Linked DNA regions of Homo sapiens: region 2 is linked to region 1. Evidence: read pairs that join two places in POLR2A ChIA-PET (ENCODE). Cell type or tissue: OCI-LY7. All regions are shown on one strand. Each heading gives the region's core, and the rest is flanking DNA. Links, peaks and the distances in the headings are about the cores only.

Region 1 (7,823 bases), core at 1,343-6,342:
CTAGAGGCAGAATCAGAAATACTGTGTTTGAGGGCAAGTAGAACACTTAGACACCTTCAGTATTTAACTCAATACTGAAGTTCTGGGGTTCTGGGTGGCCAGGGGCATTGTCCATATCAAAAGAACTTTGAAAGGCAGCCTCTCACTGGCAAGGTATTTTGTGACTTCAGAGACAAAGCGTAGATGGAACCAATCCAGAAAAAGTGTTCTCATTATCTAGGCCTTCTTGCTGTACAATCAAAACACTGGCAGCTGGTGTTTTTTGTTTCCCTTCAAAGCTTAGGGGTTTGCAAGTTTAAAGATAGGGCAGTCCTGATCATAAACCTGGCCGCATTTACACAAAACAGAGTTAGCCCATCCCTTCATGCCTTAAATTCTGGTGCTCATTTCTCTTCCTTACTAATATGTCCTTTGTGGCAGGTTTTTTCCCCCCCAAGAATAGGGCACTTTTGTCTGCATTAAAATCTGTTCAGGGCCGGGCGCAGTGGCTCACACCTGTAATCCCAGCACTTTGGGAGGCTGAGGCTGGTGGATCACCTGAGGTCAGGAGTTTGAGACCAGCCTGGCCAGTATGGCGAAACCCCATCTCTACTAAAAAATACAAAAATTAGCCAGGCGTGGTGGCGGGTGCCTATAATCCCAGCTACTTGGGAGGTTGAGGCAGAAGAATCGCTTGCACCCGGGAGGCGGAGGTTGCAGTGGGCCAAGACCGTGCCATCGCACTCCAGCCTGGGCAACAAAAGCAAAACTCTGTCTCAAAAAAAAAAAAAAAAGATTTAATACTGCATCTTTACATTTGTTTACATTTCTCTCAACCATGAATGGTGCCATGTATGATCTATAAGTGTGTGCATAAATTTTAACTTTTTGTAATAGATTTGTGTATATTTTATGTTAGTAAATGATAAAATAGACTAATGTCTACATATAGTTTATACAATCATGACATACCTTTTTCCGAATGTTTCCAATAGTTCTAGGTTACATAATTTGCGAGTTTTTTTCTTTTTTCTTTTTTTTTTTTTTTTTTTTGAGACAGAGTCTTGCTCTGTCACCCAGGCTGGAATGCAGTGGCCCGATCTCAGCTCACTGCAACTTCCACTTCCTGGGTTCAAGTGATTTTCCTGCCTTGGCCTCCTGAGTAGCTGGGACTACAGGCACACGCCACCACACCTGGCTGATTTTTTGTATTTTTAGTAGAGATACCATTTCAACATGTTGGCCAGGCTGGTCTCAAACTCCTGAACTCAGGTGACCTGGCTGCCTTGGCCTCCCAAAGTGCTGGGATTATAGGCATGAGCCATCCTGCCCCGCTGTGGGTTTTTTCATATTGCTACAAATCTCCGGAAGCTTTCTGACTGTGTGTGGTGGCTCATGCCTGTAATCCCAGCACTTTGGGAGGCTGGGGTAGGAGGACTGCTCGAGCCCAGGAGTTTGAGACCAGCCTGGGCAACATGGTGAGACCCTGTCTCTACAAAAAATTTTTAAAAAATAGCCAGGCCTGGTGGTGCATGCCTGTGGTCCCAGTTACTTGGAGGCTGAGGTAGGAAAATCACTTGAGCTACAGTAAGCCATGTTCTTGCCACTGCACTCCAGCCTGGGTGACAGAGCAAGACCCTTTCTTAAAAAAAAAAAAATCCAATTTATGTATTGAAAAAAAAGCCATGTATAAGTGAACCTATACAGTTCAAACCTGTGTTGGTCAAGGGTGTAAACATCACAACCTTCTCTATAATGTCAAAAAAACTGGAAACAGCCCAAATATTCATCAATGGGGAAATTAATAAATGAATTACGATTTATTCATATAATGACATACAGATAAAAATGAACTAGAATTATTAGCATTAATACACACAGAAAATCTTCAAAAAAATGTAAAAGAGCAAGATGCAAAAGGATATATATTAAAAATATACCACTTATGCCAATATTTTAAAAAGCAACACTATAGATTCTGTTTATTTATATATATGTATACATACATATACGTACACATATATATTTAGAGACAGGATCTCATTCTAGTGCCCAGGCTAGAGTGCAGTGATGTGATCATAGCTCACTGCAGCATAGAACTCCTGGGCTCAAGCAATCCTCTCACCTCAGCCTCCCAAGTAGCTAGGACTACAGGCGCATACTGCTACACCTGGCTAATTTTTATTTTTTAGATTTCTTGGAGAGACGGGGTCTCCATATTTGCCCAGGCTGGTCTTGAATTCCTGGCCTCAAGTGATTGTCCCAAATCAGCCACCCAAAGCGCTACTACAGGCATGAGCCAGCACAGCCAGCCTATAACTAAAGTATAAAAACTTGGAGGAGAAACAAGGTACACTAACTTTAGAACTTTGTTTCCTTCTGGGAATGGATAAATTATTAAAGAGAACTAAAGGAGGTTTCAATATCTCTCATGTTTTGTTTCTTGAGAGATATAAAGAATAAAGCGGGGGGAGGCAGCAAGAAAAAGGGAGAGAAGGAGAAAGTGTCTGCCATATGGAGTGACACTACAGGCAAATCCAAGTTAAAGAGAGCGTCCGACAACTTGTCACCTTGACAATCTGGTTGCTGGAACCTGTCTTCTGTCAAACTCAAACCTTCAGTAGGGTCCTGCTTAAAGATTCCAGTTTGGCCACTGCTGAGAACTGAGGGAAACACCAGTTTATACTCTGGCTCTACGCATAGCAGGACCTTGCCAAGGCCCGGTAACTGATGGTAACTGGTGGTGGTGGTGGTGGTGGTAGGGTGTGTGTGTGTGTGTGTGTGGGTACACACAGGAGGTGGATGGGGATGAGACAGTGAGCTGCCAGGGAAGGTCAGGAGAAGGATGGTAAAAAGGGAGATATAACAGGTGGGGGTAAAAGACAATACTTTAAAAGTAGATGAGGGAGGCCGGGCACGGTGGCTCACATTTGTAAAATCCCAGCACTTTAGGAGGCTGAGGCAGGCGGATCACGAGGTCAGGAATTCAAGACCAGCCTGACCAACATGGTGAAACCCGTCTCTACTAAAAATACAAAAATTAGCCAGGCGCGGAGGCAAGCGCCTGTAATCCCAGCTACTCAGGAGGGAGGAGAATTGCTTGAACCCAGGAGGCGGAGGTTTCAGTGAGCCAAGATCACACCGCTGCACTCCAGCCTGGGTGACAGAGTGACAATCAGTCTCAAAAAAAAAAAAAAAAAAAAAGTAGATGAAGGAATAGGGCAAAGTTACTACTTTGTTGCCATTTCATAATCTGGATGATATTCAAAAGTAAAATTGGCTCCTTACAAAATTTCAACTTTTTAGGGATATCTCAGCCCCTACCATGCCATAATATGCCCTCAAGTCATGTAACAACAAAAGTATCCAAGAGTCCTAGGCCCTGATCATTGCCCTATTTGGAGCAGCCCCTAGTTGTCAATGTCTCAAAGTTCTTCATTTTCAAAGTATGTGAATGTAAATATGCTTAGCAGAATAAAAAACAAAAAGAAAGGAAGCACTCACCTCCATGGTGATTGGCATGCATATTTTTCGTGACCTTGTGAATGAACAGCTTGAAAAAAACTCCATCTGAAGATGAATGTGCAGAGACCCTGGCTAAGGAGCTGATTCAGTTGTCAGGCCACTGCAGGGAGTAACGTGCTGTTGCTACCTTTTTGTCTTAGTCAATTATCATCTGTTTTACAGGCTCTCTATCCAGTTATCTCATCTCCCACCCCAGCATTCTAGAGTGTGACTACACAATGAGCCTGTGCTCAAAGAGCACAGTCTAAGGGAGCATCTGATAGGCTCTGGTCATAGATCTCTCCCATCTCTCCCAGCAGTTTCTTTGCTTTTCCTTTTCTTTCTTCTTTTTTTTTGAGACAGGGTCTCGTCATTGTCTCCTAGGCTGGAGTCCAGTGGTGTGATCATAGCTCACTGTAATCTTGAACTCCTGGGCTCAAATGATCCTCCTACCTCAGCCCCCCAAGTAGCTTGGAGCACACATGCTTGCCATCATACCCAGCTAATTTTTAAATTTTTTGCAGAGATGGGGTCTCCCTATATTGCCCAAGCTGATCTCAAACTCCTGGGCTCAAGTGATCTTCCTGCCACAGCCTCCCAAAGTGCTGGGAATATAGGCATGAGCCACCATTCCCCGGCTCTCCCAGTACTTACTGATTATTTATTACCTCCAAGGCTATGCACTTCTTGAACATAATCCCTTTATTCTCCATGTTTATAAAACAACATGAAATCATAAAGGTCCTTGACATACTTCTCTATTCTGGACTGTCTCTCCCACCTAATGAAAGCTGTAGTCTTAAACACAAGGTCTTTTTAAGGTCAGGCAGGATGGCTCAGGTCTGTAATCCTAGCATTCTGGGAAGCCAAGGTGAGAGTATCACTTGAGGCCAGGAGTTCAAGACCAGTCTGAGCAACAGAGCAAGACCCCATCTCTACAAAAAATATATATATTTTCTAATTAGCCAGGCACGGTGGCATGTGCCTGTAGTCCCAGCTACTCAGGAGGCTGAAGCGGGAAGATTGCTTCAGCCCAGGAGTTCGAGGTTACTGTGAGCTATAATCACGTCACTGCACCCCAGCCTGGGTGACAAAGTAAGACCCTGTATCTTTTTTTTTTTTTTTTTTTTGAGATGGCGTTTTGCTCTTTTTGCCCAGGCTGGAGTGCAATGGTGCGATCTCAGCCCACCACAACCTCCGCCTCCTGGGTTCAAGCAATTTTCCTGCCTCAGCCTACTGAGGAGCTGGGATTACAGGCATGCGCCACCATGCCTGGCTAATTTTGTATTTTTTAATAGAGACAGGGTTACTCCATGTTGGCCAGGCTGGTTTCGAACTCCTGACCTCAGGTGATCCACCTGCCTCGGCCTCCTAAAGTGCTGGGATTACAGGCGTGAGCCACTGTGCCCAGCTGAGACCCTGCATCTTTAAAAAAAAAAAAAAAAAAGCCTTTTAAGAATGTAAGAGTTTAAGATATTACCATTATTTAATAACCAACTTTCACTTTTTTCTTGAGCCCTCTGACTTCAATAAATGTGTTGTCACTGGAATGACACGATCTGACTTGTCCCATATTTCTAAACTTAACTAAATCATGCTAAATCACTAAATCATGATCATTTCATGCCTGTTACTATTTCTTCCTCTTTCTGGCTAGTCTGAACTAGTTTAGTTATATTTGCATGACAACATACTCTGGGAAATGTCAACTTTTTTTTTTGAGACGGAGTCTTGCTCTGTGGCCCAGGCTGGAGTGCAGTGGCGTGATCTTGGTTCACTGCAAGCTCCGCCTCCTGGGTTCACGCCATTCTCCTGCCTCAGCCTCCCAAGTAGCAGGGACCACAGGTGCCCGCCACTATGCCGGCTAATTTTTTTGTATTTTTAGTAGAGATGGGGTTTCACCGTGTTAGCCAGGATGGTCTCGATCTCCTGACCTCATGATCCGCCCACCTCGGCCTCCCAAAGTGCTGGGATTACAGGCGTGAGCGACCGCGCCCGGCCCCAATATTTTTATTAGTATGAACTGTTATTGTTTCCAATAAGCAGGCTACTGTATGAGGCCTGGGTATAGTTTTTGTTATACAAGATTTTTGTTTGTTTGTTTTTGAGACAGAGTTTCACTCCTGTCACCCAGGCTGCAGTGCAAAGGCTCAATCTCAGCTCACTGCACACTCTGCCTCCCGGGTTCAAGCCATTCTCCTGTCTCAGCCTCCCAAACAGCTGGGATTACAGGCACCTGCCACCATGCCCAGCTAATTTTTTTTTTTTTTTGAGATGGAGTTTCGCTCTTGTTGACCAGGCTGGAGTGCAATGGTGCGATCTCGGCTCACCTCAACCTCCACCTCTCAGGTTCAAGCAATCATCCTGCCTCAGCCTCTCAAGTAGCCGGGATTACAGGCATGCACATGCCTGGCTAGTTTTGTATTTTCAATAGAGACGGGGTTTCTCCATGCTGGTCAGGCTGGTCTTGAACTCCCGACCTCAGGTCATCTGCCCACCTCAGCCTCCCAAAGTGCTGGGATTACAGTTGTGAGCCACCAGACCTGGCCTAATTTTTGTATTTTTAGTAGAGACAGGGTTTCACCATGTTGGCCAGGCTGGTCTCGAACTCCTGATCTCAGGTGATCTACCCGCAGAATTATAAGCAATCTTTATTTTTATGCTTTTCTAAGTTTTCTAAATTTGTTTCTGATTATACACAAAATAAGTGTTATTTATCTAAAGCAATATATCATATACACATATAAATTACAGCATCTGTCTCAATGCTGTCTCTAATATACATATATGTATACTACACGTGTATATATGTATATCATATACATGTATATTAGAGAGTGTTGGGACAGATGCTATAGTTATCTGTAATATATCTATATAGTTTACATGTATGTGTGTGGATATATATACCCACACACACATATATATATACATATATACTCAACATAGTGAGACCCTCGTCTCTAAATATATATATATGTAATATCCTATCTATCTATCTATCTATCTATCTATCTATCTATCTATATGTGTGTGTGTGTGTAATATATAGAGAGAAAGACTGGGGTCTCACTATGTTGCCTAGGCTGGTCTCAAACTCCTGGGCTCAAGCAATCCGCTTGCCTCAGCCTCCCAAAGTGCTGGGACTACAGGCGCATGCCATCGTGCCCAGCTAATTTTTTATTTTTTAATTTTTTGTAGAGAAGGGGGTCTCCCTATGTTGCTCAGGCTGTTCTCAAACTCCTGGGCTCACACAATTCTCCTGCATTAGCCTCCCAAAGCTCTGGGATTACAGGCATGAGCCATAGCACCCAGCCTTTCTGTTTGTATCAGAACAGAACTAAAAGTTCTATTTCACAAGGCCGGAACATGTTACTATTTTAAAGCTTTACCCAAAGTATCAAGAATTTTTGCCAGACTATTTTTAAGCCTTAATATTAAAAAGTGACTCATAATTATATTTCTAAAACTCAATTTCATATCTACAATTATATATATGTATGGAAAAAAAATCTCAAATGACATATGCCAAAATATTAACACTAGTGAAATAGCAGGTGATTTTTATTTATTTACTTTTTGGTGTTTTCTCATTTATTTTGCAACAAGTATGTAATCTTTTATATTCTAATTTTTTCTCTTTTTTTCCTTTTTTTCTTTGAGATGGAGTCTCACTCTGTTGCCCAGGCTGGAGTGCAGTGGCAGGATCTCAGCTCACTGCAGCCTCCGCCTTCTGGATTCAAGCAATTCTCCTGCCTCAGCCTCCTGAGTAGCTCGGATTACAGACGCAAACCACCATGCCTGGCTAATTTTTGTATTTTTAGTAGAGATGGGGTTTCACTATGTTGGCCAGGCTGGTCTTGAACTCCTGACCTCGTGAACTCCTGACCTCAGCCTCCCAAAGTGCTGGGATTACAGGCGTTAGCCACCGCACCCCACTATATTCTAATTTTCTTACTTCGGAGGAGGTGCTGAATTTGATGAAAATTAATACTTCTACACTTTGGGGCAGGAGTATACATGTATACATATACTATTTCTGGAGTTCCTCACCTTGAATTTTACTGTCACCCTCTCTCTAATGTTTTCCTTCTTGGTAAATTATATCAAATATTAACAGTAATCAAGCTCTACTGGTTCAACCTAGGATCCAAACCATAACTGAAGTTAGATCAAATTAAAAACAATCCAACCCAAACTTGACTGTCACTATTTATTAAAAAATAACGTAACTTATTGTTTTAGAGGAAAGGAGCCATTGCCTACAGTGAATGACTGTATCAGCACTAGGCTGATAATGTTCTATATACAAAGTACCAAATAGTTATTACAAACGAGTT
Region 2 (7,823 bases), core at 1,652-6,651, 570 kb after region 1:
GTGAGACCTGGCTCCCTGCCTAGCTCCTGTCCCCCTGGGGTCAGCCCCAGTCACCACCACCCAATGACTCACGGAGTCTAGCTGTCCTGGATTTCCGCAGTCTAGCAGTAACATCTACATGCCAGTCACGTAACATACGTGATCTCATCTCATTCAACAACCTTGAGCCTTAGGAACACATAGTGCTCTCATTTCATGGTGGAAGAAGCTGAGTCTTGGAGATATTGGGTAACTCGTCCAATCTCATACAGACGGTACATGGAGAGGCCGGGGTTAGGAGTGGGGCTTGCCTGCCTCCAGACAAGCTCGCCTGCCCCGGAACAGTGCTATCCCTGACCCTGCCTCAGCAGCCCAGGGCTAATTTCTGCCAGCTTGATTTCCCATGGATTGGTATCAGCAGGGTCCATGTGGGTCCTGCGAGGTGGAGTGATAAAGGTGACAAGTGAGGACACTGCAATGGAAGATGGCACTGCACTTTACATTTGCACTTGTCATGGTGATAGTGACATTTCTGATTAACATCAGAACTTTGGTCTGCTGATTTCACCCGTGAACTTGGAGCCAGAAGTCCCAGGATCCATCTGATCTCTGACCCAATTGCCACGTCCTTCAGGTGAGAGATGGTCCCAGGCATGCACAAACATTCCAGGATATTAATTGATGATGAAAAGTCATCATTAATTTATTGGCATATTTTGTCTTTTATTCCTGCCTCCTTCCATCCTTTGATAATTTATCCATCAGATATCGATGTAATAATACCCATCAGGTGCTAAGTGCTGTGTTTGGTGTCCAGGAGCCAAGGAAGTGTAAAGCACAATTCAAATGAACTGATATTTATCAAGTGCCGCTATGTGCCATTCACCGAGTTGGGGGCTCCAGGCATTCTGTGGACTTGCTTTGGTGCAATTTTCATCCTAGCTAGACAAGTGGGCAAACAGATAATTACACAGTGTGATATACACAGTCTATAATCGAGGTGCATACAAGGAGCTGTGGGAGCAGAGTGGGTGTGGCCTTCACCCTGCTAAGGAGCAGGAAAGGCTTTGCCTAGGATGTAACTTTTTTTTGGGAGGGGGGCACAAGCTCTCACTCTGTCGCACAGACTGGAGTGCAGTGGCACGATCTTGGCTCACTGCAAGCTCCGCCTCCCGGGCTCAAGCGATTCTCCTGCCTCAGCCTCCGGAGTAGTGGATTACAGGTGCGCGTCACTACCGCCCGGCTAATTTTTGTATTTTTAGCAGAGATGGGGTTTCACCATGTTGGCCAGGCTGGTCTTGAATGCCTGACCTCAAATAATCCACCCCCCTCAGCCTCCCAAAGTGTTGGGATTACAGGTGTGAGCCACCTCGTCTGGCTCCTTTTTTTTGGAAACAAGGTCTCACTCTGTCACCCAGGCTGGAGTGCAGTGGCATGATCTGGGCTCACTGCAACCTCTGCCTCCTGGGCTTGGGTGATTCCCCCACCTCAGCCTCCTGAGTAGCTGGGGCTACAGGCACGTGCCACCATGCCAGGCTACTTTTGTATTTTTTGCAGAAACGGGGTTCCTCCATGTTGCCCAGGCTGGTCTAGAACCTGTGGGGTCAAGCAATCCACCTGCCTCAGCCACCCAAAGTGCCGGGATTATAGACGTGAGTCACTGTGCCCGGCCAGGATGTGACTTTTAAGCTGGATCTTGAAGAAAGAGGAAAAATTAATCCAGCCTGAGCAAAGGCTTGGAGGCCTGGTTAGTGAACAACAAATTATTTGGTGTGGCTGGAGTGAGGGTCCTCACATCTTTCTGGGCTTCGGACCTGGACCCCAGATTCAGTTGTCCAGGGTAGGGCCCAGGGTTCTGAATTTTTAACTAGGGCCTCAAGTGATTCTGGTACAGGTGCGAGGTCCCACAGACTGGGAAACTCGGGCCTGTGGCTTCAGCGGCAAGAAATGTGGATGAATCTGGAACAATGCATTAGGGCCAAGCTGTGCAGGGTGTTAAATGCCATGCTAAGGAATTTGGACCTGTCTTGTTCTCAATGGAGAGAGTCCATTGGAGGCTTTCAAGCCCTGGAGTGGTGGTTTTGGAAGGAAAATGTTGCCAGCAGCCTGGTGGGAGGAACAGAGACCCGAGAGGCTAGAGAGAAGAAGCCCAGTGAGGAAGCTTTCACAGCTGTCCAGGCCAGCCATCCTGGAGGCCTGAGCTGGGGGTTTGGGGGGGCGGTGGGCAAGGAGCATGGGAGTGGGGGCGCTGGATTTGAGAGGGCTCTGAAAAATGGGGCGCAGGCCTGCAGTAGATGGATGAGGAAGGTGAAGGAGAGGTTGTTGAGAATGGGCTGGGGGGCCTCAAGGGCTGATCAGGATGCACCAGGGCAGTGGGTTGAGGGGAGGAACAATAGAGCCAATTTGCATGAGTTGAGTTTTTCACTCATGTGACCTCCAGGAGGATGTGGGTAACAGGTATTGGATCTTGTCCGAAGCTTGGAGAAGGTGGTTGAAGTTGAGGGGAGAGCTTTTTTTTTTTTTTTTTTTTTTTTTTTTTTGAGAGGGAGTTTTGCTCTTGTTGCCCAGGCTGAAGTGCAATGGTGCAATCTTGGCTCACCGCAACCTCTGCCTCCTGGGATCAAGCGATTCTCCTGCCTCAGCCTCCCAAGTAGCTGGGATTACAGGCATGCGCCACCATACCTGGCTAATTTTGTATTTTTAGTAGAGACAGGGTTTCTCCATGTTGGTCAGACTGGTCTCAAACTCCCAACCTCAGGTGATCTGCCAGCCTCGGCCTCCCAGAATGCTGGGATTACAGGCATAAGCCACCACGTCTGGCTGAGACTTTGAAGAGCAAAGAGGTATTAGAAGACTGTAGACTGCTTACGAATCTTCAGGGCACGTGGAGGCAGAATTAGAAAAAGAGGCCAGGTGTGCTGGGCCACACCTGTAAGCCCAGCACTTTGGGTGGCCAAGGTGGGATTGCTTGAGGCCAGGAGTTTGAGACCAACCTGGGCAACAAAGCAAGACACCCACTCCCCATGTCAAAAGCAGAAGCGAAGAGAAGGGGAGGGGAGGGGAGAGGAGGGGAGGGGAGGGGAGGGAAAGGAGAAGGAAAGAGGCAAGAAGAACACACTAGAAAAGTAGCTGTTTGGTTGTTTTTTAATTTATTATCTCCACTTTGCAGATGGGGAAACTGGGACTCAGACAATTAAATAACTTGTCCATGGCCACTATGCTTAGCAGGGTAAGGCTGGAGTTTTGAACCTAAGTCTCTTTGGCTCCAGTGCCCATACTCTCTTGGCTGAGTCTCCCAAAGGCAAATCCTGTCCCCAGACACAAAATAAACAGATTCAAAGATTGGGGGTGAATGGGTGGAGGTGAGGAAGATGCAGCAAAAAGAACTTGCAGGAGGCCAGGCGCGGTGGCTCACGCCTGCAATCCCAGCACTTTGGGAGGCTGAGACAGGTGGATCTCCTGAGGTCAGGAGTTTGAGACCAGCCTGGCCAAAGTAGTGAAACCCCATCTCTACTAAAAATACAAAAATTACCCGGGTGTGGTGGCAGGCACCTATAATCCCAGGTACTCGGGAGGCTGAGGCCGGAGAATCACCTGAATCCGGGAGGCAGGTTGCAGTGAGCTGAGATCATGTCATTGCACTCCAGCCTGGGGGACAGAGCGATACTCCATCTAAAAAAACAAAAAAAGAATAACTTGCAGGACAGAGGCAGGGGAGACCAGCATATTAAGTGAGCCTATTTTTCATTCCTTCTCCCACTAGAATATATTGAAGAAAACCACAGACTTCATATTATTTCATCGATAAATATTTCAGTATGTATCTCAGAAAGATAAGGCTCTTTTTTAGACATAGTCACAATCCCATTATCACACTTTAAAAAAAAAATCTAACAATAATTCCTATTAAGGAAACCTATCGAGGACAATCTGACAAGACCTCAGAATGGAAGTGGGCTTGTATATCTTGAGCCAGCACTGTCACAAAGCCATGATAAGGAATTTAAATTTTCCCAAGATAATTACAGCCAAGGCGAACAGGGGGTTGGAAATGCAGGAGATTTGAGAAGCTTGTCTGGCTCTGGAAAGGAAATGTTATAAAGGAAGAAAAAAAAGACTGGAAAGGTTTACAGAGTACAAAAGACAAGACTCTTCTTTCTTTCTGACTTCCCCTTTCCTCATGCGAGGGTCTTTAGTCATAAATGAGAAATAGGAACCCGGGCTAGAGTGAAACCAAATGGATAAAAATAACACAACAAATACAGTATTGCTAAATGCAATGAGATAGAGGCATGGGGTTTATTTCCCACAAGGCTGTGCAAACTGCTCACTTCTTAGATAAAGGCTCTTCAGTTGCTGCTATTCAGAATCCCAGCTTCCTGAGAGGTCATGTCCATTGATTATTAACTGGTTATTGTGGACACTGACCTTCTACTAGGCATCAAGAAATCAGATTTCTAGACCAGGTGCAGTGGCTTACATCTGTAATCCCAGCACTTTGGGGGGCCGACGCAGGTGGATCACTTGAGGTCAGAAGTTTGAGACTCAGACTGGTGAAACCCCGTCTCTACTAAAAATACAAAAATTAGCCGGTGGCTCATGCCTTTAATCCCAGCACTTTGGGAGGCCGAGGCAGGCGGATCACCTGAGGTCAAGAGTTTGAGACCAGCCTGGCCAACATGGCGAAACCCCGTATCTACTACAAGTACAAAAATTAGCAGGGCGTGGTGGCGTGCGCCTGTAATCCCAGCTACTCAGGAGGCTGAGGCAGGAGAATAGCTTGAACCTGGGAGGTGGAGGCTGCAGTAAGCCGAGATCGTGCCACTGTACTCCAGCCTGGGTGACAAGAGCAAGACTCCATTTCAAAAGAAAAAAAAAATAAATTAGCCAGGTGTGGTCTCTACTAAAAATACAAAAATTAGCCAGGCATGTTGGCAAGCACTGTAATCCCAGCTACTTGGGGGACCAAGGCACGAGAATTGCTTGAGCCGTGGAGGTGGAGTTTGCATTGAGCTGAGATCGTGCCACTGCACTCCAGCCTGGGCAACAAAGTGAGACTTTTTCTTAAAAAAAAAAATATATATATTGGTCCAGCTCCTCCATGAAATTGCTCTGTGACCTTGGGCAAATTCCTTGACTTACCTGAGCTGTCTGTAAAGTGAGGGTATTAGACCATAAGACCTCATCATTTCCTTTAAGAGTCGAGTTCTCTGATTCAGTGAATACCTAGTGAAACAGTGCTTACTTCCTGGGGTTTAGAAAGCGTTACTAGGATTTGGCTCAATGTTACACTGCATCTGCAAAATGCTTGGATAGGCCGGGAGCGGTGGCTCGTGCCCTGCAATCCCAGCACTTTGGGAGGCCGAGGCGGGTGGATCACTTGAGATCAGGAGTTCAAGACCAACCTGGCCAACATGGCAAAACCTCGTCTCTACTAAAAATACAAAAATTAGCAGGGTGTGGTGGCGCGTGCCTGTAATCCCAGCTACTAGGGAGGCTGAGGCAGGAGAATCGCTTGAACCCAGGAGGCAGAGGTTGCAGTGAGCCGAGATCACACCACTACACTCCAGCCTGGGCAACAGGTGAGACTCTGTCTTAAAACAAACAAACAAAAAAAAGAATACTTGGCTAACCTCGGTGAAGGATGCCATGTGTTGATGATGCAGGTTCATGCTACAAAATCACCCAGCGTTGCTCTTGGCTGACGCCCCAGAGGAAATCTGAAACGCAGCACTACGTGAGCTCTCTGGAAATGGATGGTAGACGGAGAGCACGTGGAAACTGCACAGAGCCGTCCACAGATGGAGCCAGCTGCCTGAGGCTCAGGAAGCAAATTGAAGAAATAAGTTGAAACAACAGCCCAATGTGTTTTTTTTTGTTGTTTTGTTTCATTTTAATGGCAGGTAAAGGGGTTGACGGATGGGGACCAGGGATGTGGGGCTGAGATGGAGCTAAAGGGGAGGGGGCTGTGAAAGCCGGCAGGTCCAGTTGCCATATGTTGCTGGGATTCTGGGACCTTGACCTGGGGAACTGCATTTGAGCAGAGTCTGAAGAACTTGAGATTGGAGGGGAGCCAGAGGAAGTTGCAGAAGAACTTGAACCCGAAAGGGCAGAGGAAAAACAAAACAGACCCCATCCTGGGCCAGAAGAGAAGCCCTTTCCTGACACCTTGCCCTCTGTCCGGCTCATCATCACGTGAGGAAGGAGGGGCTGTGTGGCTCTTGGCTCCAGCTGCTCTGATTTCTTTTTTCAGTTCCTCCAAGGTGCTCTGTTCTTTCTTGCTGCATGGCCTCTGCTGTGTCCTCTCCCTGGAAGGCAGCTCTTTCCCCCGATCAACTTCCACTCAGACCTTAGCTTAAATGTGTTGCCTCCAGGAAGCCCTCCTTGGCCTTCTGATAAGACAAACCACTCCATTTTAAGTTCTTACGTCATTAGTCACTTTTAAAAAATAGTGCTCCTCACTGTTATCATTCTTAATGTATTTATGTGATTTTATCATTCTTTAATGTATTTAATGAATTTATGTGTATTATGTGATTTACATGTTTCTAAAAAAATGTCTAATTTTGAAACAACATTGAGCTTTTAGAAAAGTTGCAAGAATAATACAAAAACCTCTATAGGCCAGGTGCGGTGGCTCACGCCTGTAATCCCAGCACTTTGGGAAGCCCGGGTGGGTGGATCGCTTGAGCCCAGGAGTTCAAGACCAGCCTGGGCAACATAGCGAGACCTCATCTTTACAAAAAACAAAGCAAGCAAATTAGCTGGCTGTGATGGCACGAGCCTGTAGTCCCAGCTACTTGATGGTTAAGGTGGGAGGACTGCTTGACCTAGGAGTTCAAGGCTGCAGTGAGCTATGACTGCCGCAGCATTCCAGCCTGCACAACACAGCGAGACCCTGGTTCTAAAAAAATAATATTTCAAAAATTAAATAATTTAAATTAAATGAATTTTATTTATTTATTTATGGAGATACAGTCTCACTCCGACACCCAGGCTGGGGTGCAGTGGCACAATCTCGGCTTTGCAGCCTCAACTTCCAGGGTTCAGGTGCTTCTCCCACCTCAGTCTCCTGAGTGGCTGGAACTCCAGGCATGCACCACCATACCCGGTTAATTTTATATATATATATATATTTTTTTTTTTTTGAGATGGAGTCTCGCTCTGTTGCCCAGGCTGGAGTGCAGTGGCGTGATCTCGGCTGACTGCAAGCTCTGCCTCCCGTGTTCACTCCATTCTCCTGCCTCAGCCTCCTGAGTAGCTGGGACTACAAGCATCCGCCACCATGCCCGGCTAATTTTTTGTATTTTTAGTAGAGACGGGGTTTCACCGTTTTAGCCAGGATGGTCTCAATCTCCTGACCTCGTGATCCTCCCGCTTCGGCCTCCCAAAGTGCTGGGATTACAGACATGAGCCACCGCGCCTAGCAATTTTTTGCATATTTTTTGTAGAGAAGGAGTTTCACCATGTGGCCCAAGCTAGTCTCGAACTTCTGGGCTCCAGCAATCCACCTGCCTTGGCTTCCCAAAGTGCTGGGATTACAGGTGTGAGCAATCGTGCCTGGCTTAAATTATCTTTAACTTAATTAAATTAAATTTTATTTAATTTTTAAAATTAAATAAAAATAAAAAGAACTCCTGGCTGGGTGCGGTGGCTCACTCTTCTAAGCCCAGCACTTTGGGGGGCCAAGGTGGGTAGATCACTTGAGCCCAGGAGTTCAAGACCAGCCTGGCCAACATGGTAAAACCCCATCTCTACAAAAAAGTACAAAAAATTAACTAGGCATGGTGGTGCACACCTGTAGTCCCAGAGACTTGAGATGCTGAGGCGGGAGGGTCTCTTGA

What was found. ChIA-PET counts read pairs that join two places held together with the same protein. Peaks named below come from ENCODE experiments on the same cell type or tissue, not always from the same donor. Only the 100,000 strongest peaks of a DNase experiment are listed, where the experiment ranks them.
Region 2: POLR2A ChIA-PET joins it to region 1 with 5 read pairs; 2 of 35 experiments call an interaction of 5 or more read pairs at or near these places.

Annotation. Positions count from the first base shown.
Region 1 is chr20:36,696,952-36,704,774 of GRCh38, forward strand. The region is part of intron 3 of NDRG3 (NDRG family member 3); the gene reads right to left. Among named protein-coding and RNA genes, the nearest start is that of NDRG3, 45 kb to the right of the region's middle. RefSeq lists an enhancer at 1-63. In OCI-LY7, for the core only: no CTCF peak of the experiment used is centred there; no DNase peak of the experiment used is centred there.
Region 2 is chr20:37,271,037-37,278,859 of GRCh38, forward strand. No RefSeq gene overlaps it. Among named protein-coding and RNA genes, the nearest start is that of GHRH, 13 kb to the left of the region's middle. RefSeq lists a silencer at 6,328-6,377. In OCI-LY7, for the core only: a CTCF peak has its summit at 5,770; DNase peaks (open chromatin) are centred at 4,205 and 6,185; H3K4me3 peaks cover 701 bases; H3K27ac peaks cover 1,260 bases.